Regions from separate parts of the Mus musculus genome. Here region 2 is linked to region 1. The links are chromatin loops, found by intact Hi-C in ENCODE. Cell type or tissue: gastrocnemius. All regions are shown on one strand.

Evidence for each region. Peaks named below come from ENCODE experiments on the same cell type or tissue, not always from the same donor. Only the 100,000 strongest peaks of a DNase experiment are listed, where the experiment ranks them.
Region 2: it touches region 1 in a loop (2.5-fold over the local background); 3 of 42 quality-filtered maps call a loop at or near these places.

Annotation. Positions count from the first base shown.
Region 1 is chr7:19,362,782-19,365,281 of GRCm38, forward strand. All of the region lies in intron 1 of Ppp1r13l (protein phosphatase 1, regulatory subunit 13 like), which reads left to right. Among named protein-coding and RNA genes, the nearest start is that of Ppp1r13l, 2.8 kb to the left of the region's middle. In gastrocnemius, a CTCF peak has its summit at 1,332; a DNase peak (open chromatin) is centred at 1,283; H3K4me3 peaks cover 838 bases; H3K27ac peaks cover 1,396 bases.
Region 2 is chr7:19,232,887-19,235,386 of GRCm38, forward strand. All of the region lies in intron 1 of Opa3 (optic atrophy 3), which reads left to right. Among named protein-coding and RNA genes, the nearest start is that of Opa3, 5.7 kb to the left of the region's middle. In gastrocnemius, a CTCF peak has its summit at 1,369 (motif pointing right); no DNase peak of the experiment used is centred here; H3K27ac peaks cover 2,389 bases.

The DNA of each region.
Region 1 (2,500 bases):
TGCCGTAGCCCTACATTCCTGGGGATAGTCACTGTTGCTCTCTGGTGGGAGAATTAGGGTCCTGTGGTCTAGAGGCTCAGGCGGTTGAGACCACTGGCAACAGAACGCACAGCTCTTAGAAGCGCAGAAGGAAGGGGTTGATGTGTGGCTCAGCCAGTAGAGTGCTCACCTAGCGTGCAGGAAGCCCAGGTTCAATCTCCAACACTGCATAAAAAAGACTGTTAGGGTACATAGCACTGGGAAGGTGGAGGCAGGTGGAATGAGAGTTTAAGTATAGCAGAGAGAGAGAGAAAGAGAGTGAGAGAGAGAGAGAGAGACAAGATAAGCTCAGTGGTGGCAGTAGCCCATGCCTTTAATCCCAGCACTCAGGAGGGAGTTCCAGACAAGCCAGGGAGATATAAACCAACCGACCAAGAACTCTCACAAAAAAATTATACACTGGGTTTTCATCCCTCCCTCTGAACCTGCCCGCGTGTGATCGATCGATCGATCGATCGATCAATACCCCAGGCCTCAGGGACTGAACTCAGGCCTTTTGCTAGCTACACAAGCACTGAACTGCTGGGAGCTAAAATTCAGCTCTTGTTCTTCTAAGGCAGTGTCACTTATGTAGCCCAGGGTGGCTTCGAACTAGAGACCCTACTGCCTCAGTGTCCCATGTGCTGGGATTGCAGACACTCATGTGTGTCGCCCTGAAGAACCTTGGAGGAGGGTTGGTAGAGTTAACAGTCCAGGATGCTTGACATTCGGTCCTTAAATTGCACTGTTGTAAGTACTGCATATTTTAGGTCCTCCAATGCCCACACCTCATCTAGGTGAAGGCCTTAATCCCCCCCGACGGCACATGGAAGGAAACAGGGACTGAGAAGCTACGCCAGGAGCTAGCTCAAAGCTTAGCTAGGAGAAGTCCCATGTGCATGCATTCCACCGACTTAAAAATCAAGTCTGACCCGGCTGGAGCAAAGGATTGCACTCTGGGTGTTCCCAGCCCATCTCAACACCCTGACCTGGATCCCACTGACTCCTCCAGGAAGCCCAAACGGGATCCTTCACCTCTGGGAACCGGGCTGGAGGGCAGAGGAGGCCGGACGAGGAGACCAAGGGTGGAGCACAGATGGCAGCCAGATGAAGGGAGAGCTAGAGTTGGAGGAGGCCCAAGGAAGAAGACCTGAGGGTGGAGGGCAGGGACAGAAAGAAGCCTGGGAACAGAGACTCTGCCACGCCCTCGCGGCCCGCTGCGCTCCCCTGCTCCCGGAGCTGTGCACCTGCCCGGGCCCGCCTAGCATTCCCAGGCCCTGAGCTCAGCTGTCCAGCCCGCGGGGAGCGCGCGTCCCCTGGCGGTCAAGGCGTTTCTAACACCCACATTAGCCTCGGGAAGAGCAGGGCTCTCTGAAACTGAAGAAGAGGCTTACCTATTTGATAATGGCACAGTCGCCAAAAGATCCTCTTCCCGTCATATGCTGGGAAGAACAAGGGCTTTTAGCTGCTGAGCTGTTTCTTAGCTCTTGTCTGTGCGCACGTGGGTACCGGTGTCTACAGAGGCTTCAGCTGGTCAGTGAGCCAGCCACTCGATATGGATGCTGGGAACCAAACTCTGGTCCTCCACACTCTAAACAGCGGAGACATCGCTTCAGGAGAGGGATCAGGTCTTTCTGTGTAGGTCTGGCTGGCCCCGAGCATATGATGTAATCAACCCTGGGGCTGTCTTCAGACATCTGCCTTTGAAAACTGGGATTACAGGCATGTGCCACCATGCTCAGGCCTTTTAAAAACACTTGCATTTTGAGATAGAGTTGCCTAAGCTGGCCCCTTCAATGTACGCCGCTGCACCGACAGACCTGGAATTCACCCTTATTTTATGTCAGTCTCTCACATAAGTGGGCTATAATGGATGCTCTATTTGTGAAGCCTGGATTCTCACAGCCCCGGAATCCTCTTGTGCCATCTTTGCACTGTCCAGTGAGGTAACCTATTTCTCTTCATTTTACAAGTTAGGCAACTGAGATACTCTTGTTAGGGGGCGTCCAGAATTTAACTCTCCACCTCGGATTGCTGGCTTGTGGTAGACTCCAGGAACATGCGATTCCGAGATAGAAAGAAAAACCAGAAATTATGGGCAAAACAAATGAAAGAGATTTAGAATGTCAAAGAGATGAGATCTGGGACTTGGATCCTATTTTTCTACTAGAGATTGAACCTAGGGACTGACTAATGATAGGCAGAGGCTCTACCACTGAGCCACGCCCCCAGCCCCTCACTGGGGGATTCTAGGCAGGGGCTCTACCACTGAGCCACGCCCCCAGCCCCTCACTGGGGGATTCTAGGCATGGGCGCCGTCACTGAGCTAGATCTCCATTTTCAGTTAAGAAGTTTCTCTCAGTAGACACTTATGCTTTTGGGTTTGTTGTTTTAGAATTTTACCATCTCAGATATCCTACCAGGTGAAGCGATGTATGTCTGTAGCCTCAGCCACAGAGAGGCAGGAGAAGCCATTAGTAAA
Region 2 (2,500 bases), 130 kb before region 1:
TCGCTCCAGGTCAGGCCTCTCTCCCACTGCTGATCCATCTGAGGATGTTGGCGCTCAGCCCTTGTGTTGTGCTTCACTTTGTTCTAAGACAGAGCCTCACTCTGTAGCCCTGCCTGGCCTGGAACTATGTGGACCAGGCTAGCCTTGAACTTGAGCTCCCTACCTCTGCCTCCTCCTCAGTGCTGGGATTAAAGGTGTGCCTGGCTGCCTGCCCCTTATCCTCACAGCTAGGAAGGCCATTGTGGCTGCTACAGCTGAGAGAGTACAGGGAAGAAGTCCCCGGCACTTCAGTAGTCATGAAGCAGAAGCCCGCCCTGTAGTTCCTGCCTGTCTCAGGTGATCCACACTCCTGGGAGGAAGAGACAGCCTTACGTTCTGTCCAGTTCCTTGATGCACTGTGCAGTGACGGCAAATGTCTTGTTTTGTTTTTTTGGCTTTTGAAGACAAAGTGTTGTACAGTTCTGGGTGCTGGCCTGGAACTTGTGGCCATCCTCTTGCTTCGGAGGTCTTTTGAGTGCTAGGATTTTAGACTTGTACTGCAACTTTTCCCGTGGCCTCCATTACAAAGTGTGTTACACGTGCTTCCAAGGAGCTGAGGGTGACATTGGGCAGGAAGACCCTGGTTCACTTGTGTTTATTTCTTTCTAGTGTGCTGCTCATTTTCCTAGTTTGCCACATGCAATAAGCAAGACTGTGGTCCTTCAAAGATGCCCACTTTTGTATTAGTTGTATTCTCATCACTGTAACCAAATACCTGAGGCAGACTAATTGTATAAAGAAAAGAGGTTTATTTAGCTCAGAGCCTGGGTATCATTTGCATCGGCTCAGCTCTTTTCATGGCCTACTTGCTGTTCTGGGACATCACTGTGTCTGTGGCTCGTCTCTGCTTATAATGCCATCAGGATTCTGCAATTCTGTCCTTGACTTCCATCCTAGTGATCTTAGGGCCTAGAGGCTCCACTTTTGAGTCTTTACCGTCTAAGTCTGTACTCTCTTAACCACTAGCAGAAATTTCTGGGGACTACACTCCTGCTGGAGCTCTAGGGGGAAAAACACTCGAAGGTTAGGCATGGTGTCTCACACTTGCAACCCACTAACTCCTTTTCTTTCTTTTTTTTATTTTTGTTTTTGTTTTTTGAGACAGGGTTTCTCTGTATAGCCTTGGCTGTCCTATCCTGGAACTCACTTTGTAGACCAGGCTGGACTCGAACTCAGAAATTCACCTGCCTCTACCTCCCAAGTGCTGGGATTAAAGGCGTGCGCCACCACATCCGGCCTTTTCTTTCTTTTTTTTAAATTAAGAAAAAACAAGGTATATTTTTACTTATGTGTATGGGTGTGTGCCACATGTGTGCAGGTACCCTAGGAGACCAGAAGAGGGAGTCAGATCCCTTGGAGCTGGGGTACAGATGGTTGTGAGTGACAGGGTGCTGGGAGCCAAGCTCAGGTCCTCTGCAAGAGGAGGAAATGCCCTTAACCTCAGAGCCAGCTCCAGCTCTGGAGGGTTCTTTTTTTGGGGGGAGGGGGTGTTTGAGGCAGACGTACACATTGAGATCAGGCTGGCCTCAATCAAATGCATGTGATTTTCCTGCCTTAGCCTCCACAGCAATAAGATCACAGGTATCTACCACCACACCTGACAGCAGTGACCCACCCTTTATTTCTTTTTCCTTTTTTAAAAAAAATTATTTATGTATTTATTTATTTTATGTATGTGAGTACACTGTTGCTCTCTTCAGACACACCAAAAGAGGTCATCAGATCACATTGTAGATGTCTGTGAGCCACCATATGGTGGCTGGGAATTCAACTCAGGACCTTTGGAAGAGCAGTCAGTGCTCTTAACCACTGAGCCATCTCTCCAGCCTGACGACCCCTTTGTTTCTTTAGTCTGTGGCTGGCTGGGCTCTGCTGGGAACCTCCTCTGTGGGGGTGCAGGAGCTGAGTGACAGGTGGCAGGTGCCACCATGGAGCATTGGTACCACTAGTTCCCATGGCTTCTCCCTGTAGTCTTCTCCACCAGGCTCCCAGCCTGCTCATCACGGTCCCGTTCAGCAGGAAGTGGGTGCTATGGGCCATTAAGGGCAGGGCCTGGATGTGCACAGTGTTATCCCTATGGCCCTGTCAGTCGGATCAGCCCTGAGTGCCGGCCACAGACAGTGCAGGAAACATAAACTGCCATACTTGACCACAGTGCAGGCACCCTTGGATTTGAATCCTGGTATCACCACTGATTGGCTGTGTGATATTCAGAGCGGGTTGCCCTCTCTGAGCATTTATTCTGTATTTCAAAATCAGGCAAACATCTGGCCTTTGTTGTGCATGTCTGTAATGCCAGCCCTGGGAGTCTGAGGATAGGAGGAAGTATGTTCAAGGTTCATCTTGGTTACTAGCCAGTTTGAGGTCAGCCTGGGCTACATGAGATTCTGTCAAAACAACAAAAGGAGGTAGTCATAAAACTTAACCCCAAGATTCCTGTATGATAGTGGAAGGCTCTGAC